3 separate regions of the Mus musculus genome follow, and all the other regions are linked to region 1. Evidence: chromatin contacts called from ENCODE Hi-C or POLR2A ChIA-PET data. All regions are on one chromosome and are shown on one strand. Each heading gives the region's core, a stretch centred on a gene start or an enhancer-like site at or near the end of the contact. The rest is flanking DNA. Distances are from core to core; before and after follow the strand shown.

Region 1 (2,631 bases), core at 91-2,590:
TGTTCATTAAGAAGTGATGGTAAGCCAGGCGTGATGGCGCACGCCTTTGATACCAGCACTGGGGAGGCAGAGGCAGGTGGATTTCTGAGTTCGAGGCCAGCCTGGTCTACAAAGTGAGTTCCAGGACAGCCAGGGCTGGGGGCAGGGGCGGCGGGGAGGAATGGTAGCTGAAACAATGTTTACCTTGGAGAAAAGCTTGAGGGAGAGAACCCAGAGATACCTGGGTTCATCCAAACAGTCTCTACACTCCAAGTATCCCTTCATAATCGCTAGAGTCGCCTGGAGAAACATGCCCACCTTCAGATGCAAGCTCTCCAGCTAACAGCCAGCTTGTCTAATGAGACACCCAACTTTAATGTGCATCTGACAACTAAAGATGCCTATTGGAAAAGCATCGTTTTCTGTCCCAGGGTCTTAATAATAAGCCCATACACACAAGCTAGAGAATTCCAGAGCCTTTTTGGAGGAGCTCCTTCACACCCAAGGCTTTTCCTCAAGTTCCAATTCCTGCTCCATATGCCCTTCTACCCACCCACACCACTGACAAAGGAGTCTGACTTTCAACAGGAGGGTCTTTCCAAAGCCCATATCAATAGTTCTGGCTACCAGCAAACAGGTGTTCCCGGCCTCTTCTTTCTTTAGCAACAACTCTAGCTTTCGTAAGGAGAGCACCATTCTAGCCCCCGAGAACTGCCAAATCCTATCCCATTTAGGCAGATTAAGAAAGAAAGCAAACCCAGTAAAAATCATGGTTCTTTTATTAAGGGCTGAACCTTGCTTAAAGGTGTCCTACTTCTCCAGCGGGTAAAGCTCTGGCCAAGGCTCCCTTCCTAGGCCCAAAGCAGAGGCCCAGCACTATCCAAAATTCCGCGAGCACCGCGGACAGAGGACCCCACCACTGGCAGCACCCAAGCAAACTCACCGTGCGGATCTGCCTCCGCAAAAGGTAAATAAAGAAGCTCCAGAGCTTGGCGGCGAAGGCCACGAACGTGCGCAGCCCCAGCAGACACTGCGTCCGCATCATCCCGATGACCCCGGCACCGCCGGCCCCGGGGCCCCCGCGGCCCAGCTCCGCCAGCCCCCCGGGGGCAGCCCCCCGCCGCAGGGAGGGGGAACGGGGGCCCCGAGCGGCAGGAGAGGCTGCAGAGATGAGCACGGAGTGGGTGGCTTAGAAAGCCACCCCCAGCGAAGGGAAAGCCCAGCGGAACCGGGAACTGGGGGACTGGCGTGGGCAGCCCGCGGGGGCCCACATGAGCGGGAAGTGGCACCGACGACTTCGCGTGGGCTGCAGGCCGAAACAGGTCGGGCTAGGACAGGGTCCTCTGAGACCAGGAGGGAAGGGGATGGAGAATTGGGGGAGGGGGCAGTGGGGGAGGGGGCTAGGGAAAAGGGAGGGAGGGAGATGGGAGGGGAAGGGGGAAGCGAAGGGTGGCCTTCTGCGCAGGCGCGCTAGGGGTCTGCCCCGGGAAGGGGGCGGGCGGGGGCGGCGGCGGCGCGCGGTGGGCCGCGGCGATTCTCGGGGGCCCCCTGGGCGCAGGAGCTGGGGAGGAGGGGGAGGGGGAGCCGAAGGGCACGGATCGCTGGGCCGGAGTGGCCTCCCCCTCCCCGAGGTCAGGATCGCTTAGCCGCTGAGGAGCGGGGCTGCAGCCTCTGCAGCTAGGCTTCCCACTCTGACAGGCGCCATTTTACCGCCCAAAGGGCTCCCTCCTCTCTTCCCTCCTCCTCTTCCCCTCTGACATTACTTCCGGTAGTGACGTGTATTCACTTCCCCGGGATTGCTGTTTCCCTCAATTCATTCTGAGGAGGGAGGGGAAAGTTAAGGAAAGCTCTCTGCTCTGACCCCGGGGTGCAGCGTTACGCACGCGCACTAGGTTACTGCGGGGCGGGACCTGGAGAGAAGCCAGGCGCCGTGTGGGCGGGGCCGAGTGACATCATTTATTCCCAGGTTCGAACCTTCTTCGGGATTGGAGCTCGTGAGACCTCTGTCCTTGTCCCCATCCCACTGATAACTGTTCCAACGGCCCTTCTGGCTCCAGTCATGGTGCAAGAGTAGATTAAGGATGTTGTCTCTAGGACTGTGTACAGAGACTCTGGAGCGGCCCCTCCGTGTAAGCCCCCTGAGAATACGGAGCATAAAAAAACCAGGCTCCTCTTTCCGGACTTTGCGGTCCTTTAAGGTTGGAAGCAATCGTAAGTGCCCCGCCTCCTCGGTGGTGACGACATCAGAAGGCGTCCTGAGGCGTCAGAGATGCTGGACTCGTTGTTGGCCATCGGTGGTTTGGTGCTTTTGCGAGGTGAGGGATCAAGGCATGCGGTGGTAGCCTTGGGCTTGGCTGAAGGAGCGGGAGCCTGGAGGACCCGCTGGGGATGGATACCCAGCTAGGGGTGGAAGTCGTGGTCGGAGCCCTGAGGGCTCAGTAGGTCTCACCCATCCTTGGCTCTCCCCAGATTCCGTGGAGTGGGAAGGGCGTAGTCTCCTGAAGGCTCTTATCAAGAAATCTGCACTTCGGTGAGTTAGCCCACAGTTTCTCCTCTCCTTCCCGGAAAGGGAGCCGGTACCCCCACTCTTCAATATATTTCCTTCATCTCTGCCTTAGTGGGGAGCAGGTCCACGTTCTGGGCTGTGAAGTG
Region 2 (2,631 bases), core at 58-2,557, 33 kb after region 1:
AGCAGTCAATGCTTTTATCTGCTGAGCCATCTTTCTTGCCCCTCCACCCTCCTCTTCAGGGAAGAGGAGAAGCAAGAAAAGCAGTCATGACAGGATAGTCCAGAATAAAGTGGTAGTGGTACGGATGAAGAAAACCAATGTGCAAGAGAAGTCAAAACACCAACATTGAGAAGACACCATGAAAGTGACTGGTTAGCTCCTTGGGAAAAGGAACTTGAAGGAGGTCCATACTTGTACGTGTTCGTCATATAAACGGTACCATTCTGGCGGCAGCTAGACTCAGGTCTGGCGTTCCATAGAGGGCTGGGTTGTAGGTTATTGAGCTCTCAGGGGAAGGGTTAATAGAAGAGAGCCACCCCAGAAGTTAGCTACCCTGGTGCAATCCACTAAGGTTCCTCGCTCTCCCTCTAGGTGGCGCCAGAAGCCTTGCACTTCTCTTGGGCCTTTTTCTGAATTGAGCTCTCTCTCCACATTCTTCGCCAGCTCTCTCCCTGGACGTGCTTAGGTCGTGCCCTCTCAGCTGTAGACCCAAAACAGTAGCTGACTCTGGAAAGCTTGTCGCCCACGCGGCCAGCACATGCCTGGAGGCTCAGGGACTTCAGGGAGGGTGGTGTGACTGGCGTGAGCACCTGTCCCTTGGGTCCCCTCCAAGAACCAGTGTAGAGACTATGTGGAGGGGATGGGCCAGTAGGCAGCGCGCCGCCCAGAGATGCGTGGAAAGAAAGGACGATCAGGCATGGTCTCCAGATACACTAGGAACGGAAGTTATTGGTCCCTTGGATCATCTCCTCGTGGGAAGCGTGTCGCGGACCCTTTAAGGCTCCATCTCCTTTGCCCTCCCCCGCCTGGGACAGGCTGGGACACCCGGGACCTGACATTTGGCGGAGCCTAACGTGGGAACTAAAAATAGCCACTCCGGGTTACTTCGGGGCATACACACATACACACACACACACACACACACACACGCGGGCTCTATGTCATCCTGCTGGAGTTACCCCGTACCCTGGCAAGTACATGTAGCCCATACCCTCCTCTTCGACCTTTCAGGGGGACCAGCTGCACTCAATTCTTTCAGAAATTTCGCAGTCCAAGATTTTGGATGGCGGGAAGAGCCTTTTGTTCCAAGGACCCTACTTTGAAAACTCAGAAGCAGGCGGGAACCTTAGGGGCGTGTCTCCCCAGCCAGCACTAGGGCTAGGGGTGGGGGCGTGGCCTTTTGGGGTGTGCGGGCTCCTGGCCAATGGGTGTTGTGAAGGGCGTGTCCTATGGCGGGGCGGGAGTGGGGAGGTGGCTTCAGCTCTCCGCATCTTTCCCCCTCAAGCGGGTCTCACTAGATCCCGGAGAGCCTTGGTGCTCTCCGGTTCCGTGGGTTGTGGCAGTGAGTCCCACCAGACCCGCCCTTTGCACACGGCTTCCGAACGCCGGGGTCTCGTGCCGGCCAGGCCCGGACCCTATACCCTATTCATTTTTTTCTTATTGCAGCGCCTGAGTCTTTTCTTCTTTTAAAACAAGATGCCGTCGGGTTTCCAGCAGATCGGCTCTGACGTAAGGTTCAGCATACCGGGGCGAATTGGGAAATCTGGTCCAGTTTTTCTTGGGCTGAGTTTGGGGTTGGGGTCAGCTAGGAGGCGGTTCTTGCGCAGGCGCAGGGGTTGGAGATGGGGGGCTGGCTATTTATATTCAGCCTAGACAACCCGTGACTGTCAAATTCCAATCCCGCCAAGAGACAGAGTGGGTCCGAGAGACTCTTTACGCGCCCAGGCTGAGAGACTGGATTCTCGGGAATCCAGAACTTGTCTCCTAGCCTACTGTGCACTGCATGGGGTGACACTCTGCCCACGACTCTATTTGGAATGGTAGATCCAGAGTCTCGCCTTCCCTTCCCGGAGCTGTTCAGATTTACGGTGTTTCTAGGACCCGAGCACTTCGGGGGCCCCACCCCCACTGCTGGCTGTCTTCCAGGAGGCTGAACTTTCTCTCGGCCTTGCGGTGGGTGGAGGGGCAGAGGGGAGTGTCAGCCCCCCCCCCCAGCTCAGGTTTCCTCTTGGAGACAGACTGTGCCGCCAGCAGTAGCCACCACTGCCACCGCCCCTCACACCACTCACTACCATCCCTCCTCTTCCCCTGGGCATGGCTCTCTCTCCCTGCTAAAATCCCCCCTCACATCCCCGAGTACTTGGTCCCAGTTTAGGAGCTGAGGGTTGGCTAGGCCTAGACCTAAAAGGCTACCCCAAAGCAATGACCCAGACGCCCTTTCTGGACTAGCCATTCTTGGGCCTGTTTACGGCCTACTGGAGCAAGCTGAGAGAACTTCCAGAAGGAAGAGACAAGGGCTAGAGGTGATGTTAAAACATTATTTATATTAGTTTATAAAACAGGCACTGTCTGGGATACTGTTATAGTTGATTTTGATTTTTCAAGTGTTTTCACAGACTGACAGGTAGCCGAGGGAGGCAATATCACCTGACAGAAGAGGAAATCCAGGTTCAGTTTAGAGTGGGGAAGTGACTTACCCAAGGTCACACAAGTCTTGAGTCTGTCTCAAGGTCACAGGGGAATTTTGAGGTCCAGATCCTCAAACTTTTGCCTGTGGTGTGGACACAGAGATCGGTTTTTTCCTACATGCCC
Region 3 (2,631 bases), core at 67-2,566, 36 kb before region 1:
GAGTGGGGTGGGGGGGGTTGGAGATGGCAGCGGCCGATGTAGCCGCGGAGCCGAGGAGGGAAGGGGAGAGAGGAGGAGAGAGGAAGCAGGGGGAGGGAGGGAGGGAGCTAGGAGCCAGAATGGGGGGGGTGCCTTGGCAGTGTTAACTCCTTCACTGCTGGCAGGAACCCGGATAATGGGAAAGGAGCTAGAAGCACAAGCAGAGAGGCCCTACGGCAAACATGGAGACCTGGCTAACCTCGGTGATGACAGCAAAGATGAGGAGGATGGAATTCCTCCTTAGAGGAAAAAAGCCCACAGCTGGGAGGGGAGCATCCCTCCTTGGTTGAGTGCAGGAGGGAGGCCATAGCGTGGGGTAAGGGGTTGAGGGAGGGGCTGGCAGTAGAGAATCTTGGGGACCTAGTTCTCCCCTAGGAGTCACAGGAAGAAGTCTGAAAAGTAATTAAGTATGACCTGGACTTCCTGGTATTGAAATTGGGGCAATGCAAGAAAGGGGAGAAGAAAGGAGAAAGGGCATAGGGCTGGCTGCCCACAGACAGCACTGCTGGTGCCCCAACTCCTCAGTCAGTACTAGGGATCATGTTGCCTGGGCCCCTAAGTCTCAGTTTAGAATTAGAAGAATGTACTCTTGTCCCTCCAGTCCTGCCAGCTCAGGCAGTCAGGAAGCCAGGCACCCACCGTCATCACCTTACCTGACTCTCTGAGATACAAGCCTCATAATAGTCCAGGATGTCTGTCACAGGAACAGAATTAAGTCACCCTCCCAAATCCCGGGGCCCTCTGGCCACCCCTGCTACCCCTGGCTTCTGTGTGTCAAGAGAGGCTCCTCCGGCTAGGATGGATGCTGCTAGGAGGTACAGTGTGATGGCTCTATACAAGCGAGAGCCTGGACTAGATGCTCTGAGTATTTCCAACCAGCCTAGAACCTGTAATGCTTGACCCCATACCACAGGCCAGCCCTGTCCACTGTGGCCCCTCAGAACACCAGCCTTACTCACCCAGCAAGGCCTGGAAGAGATCACTGTGCAGCACTGTGAGGAGGGGAGGTGCCCACCGCAGTAGTGGGGGGGCCAGTAGCCAGAGGGCTGACCTGGGAGCTGGTAAAAAAGCAAGTGACAAAGGATCGAGACCAAGCCACTTACCCACTTAGTCATCTAAGGTTTCCCAGCCTTTGTCTTCTTTTTCCAGACACCATGGATAGATTCAGGAAGAGAAGGAGCCCCTGGGCCCCCATCCCAGATCCAGATCACCCCCTCAAAGACCCGGGTTGGTTTTTTTTTTTCACCTCTTGGTCTCTGGGACATCTCTCTTCTCTCGATTTAATCTCCCTAATCCGCCAAGATTGAAGTTGAGCTGCCTTCAGCCTACGCAGTTGTAGCTAGTAAAGTGGACAATCGGTCTAGATTCCATTCTTCCCCAGGTCACCAGGTAACACTTTGCTCCGCATAGTGTACCTTCCCAAATGCCAGGCATAATTTAGCTGCTTTTCTGTGAGTGGGAAAGAGGATTTTATCTAAGGCAGTCCCAGCAACCCAGAGTTAAGCTCTTTTTCTCCCCAGGCCTGACCATACTGAGAAGGGGTCGGGGGCAGTGACATGGCTCACTGAGTAAAGGAACTCACTGCCAAGCCTGTCATCAGGGACCCACATAAATGTGGAGAGAACTATTGGAAGTTGTCTTCTGATAAGGGCTTATGTGAGTGCACACTCGCATAAGCAGACTTTTAGATGAGGTTCAAGACAGCTCAGCAATCAGAGCATGCGTTGCTCTTAGGCAGAGGACTTGTGTTCAGTCTCCAGTGTCCACATACATGGCAGTGTACAGCTAACTGTATGTAATTCCAGTTGCAGGTGATCTAATGCCTTCTTCTGACCTTGGTGGGATATATATATATATATATATATATATATATATATACACACAAAACACTCATATATATAAAAATTTTAAAATAAACCTTTAAAGCCTAAAAAAAAAAAAAAAAAAGGGAGGGCTGGAGAGATGTCTCAGGGGTTAAAAGCACTGACTGCTCTTCCAGAGGCCCTGAGTTCAATACCCAGCAACCACATTGTGGCTCACAGCCATCTATAATGGGATCCGATGCCCTCTTCTGATGTGTCTGAGGACAGCTACAGTGTACTCACATACATAAATTAAAAAACAAACAAACAAAAAAACTAGCCTGGCAGTGGTGGCGCACACCTTTAATCCCAGTACTTGGGAAGGAGAGGCAGGCAGATTTCTGAGTTCAAGACCAGTCTTGTTTACAGAGTAAGTTCCAGGACAGTCAGGGCTACACAGAGAAACCCTGTCTCAGAAAAACAAACCACCACCAACAACAACAAAAACCATACAACACACACACGATGCATTTTGCTCTTCCAGAGGACCTTAGTTCTGTTCTCAGCAACCACGTCGGGAGACTCACAACTTCCCTCCAGCTCCACAGCTTCTGGTCTCTGTATCTATAGGCACTGCACCCATGTGCACACGCTAATATACAGACACACAGAGACACACATAAAGTTCTTTTTTAAAAAAAAGTATTCATTTCCTAAGACTTATGTATTTGGAGTCTTCACTCTAGCAGGGTCTATGTGGCCTCAAATTCATAGTGATCGTGATTTATTA

What was found. Hi-C counts contacts between places; a loop is a spot of excess contacts on that map. ChIA-PET counts read pairs that join two places held with the same protein, here RNA polymerase II (POLR2A).
Region 2: a loop to region 1 is called in a map of gastrocnemius, with 3 times the contacts of the local background. The contact joins the promoter of Slc2a4 here to the promoter of Ctdnep1 in region 1. A Hi-C loop is called at or near these places in 1 of 37 maps with a recorded cell type or tissue (gastrocnemius). POLR2A ChIA-PET finds 5 or more read pairs at or near these places in 4 of 5 experiments (Patski and embryonic stem cell).
Region 3: a loop to region 1 is called in a map of heart, with 4 times the contacts of the local background. The contact joins the promoter of Dlg4 here to the promoter of Ctdnep1 in region 1. A Hi-C loop is called at or near these places in 1 of 37 maps with a recorded cell type or tissue (heart). POLR2A ChIA-PET finds 5 or more read pairs at or near these places in 4 of 5 experiments (Patski and embryonic stem cell).

The regions. Positions count from the first base shown.
Region 1 is chr11:69,979,877-69,982,507 of GRCm38, reverse strand. It overlaps Ctdnep1 (CTD nuclear envelope phosphatase 1), which reads right to left and starts at 1,340. Exons shown (of 8, transcript NM_026017.2): 1 at 923-1,340. The coding sequence starts at 1,024. It overlaps Elp5 (elongator acetyltransferase complex subunit 5), which reads left to right and starts at 1,273. Exons shown (of 9, transcript NM_018740.2): 1 at 1,273-1,301; 2 at 1,946-2,294; 3 at 2,449-2,509; 4 at 2,598-2,631. The coding sequence starts at 2,249.
Region 2 is chr11:69,946,866-69,949,496 of GRCm38, reverse strand. Slc2a4 (solute carrier family 2 (facilitated glucose transporter), member 4) reads left to right here and starts at 1,307. Exons shown (of 11, transcript NM_009204.2): 1 at 1,307-1,548. The coding sequence starts at 1,516.
Region 3 is chr11:70,015,888-70,018,518 of GRCm38, reverse strand. Dlg4 (discs large MAGUK scaffold protein 4) reads right to left here and starts at 1,316. Exons shown (of 22, transcript NM_001370675.1): 1 at 1,286-1,316; 2 at 999-1,097; 3 at 693-733. The coding sequence starts at 1,304.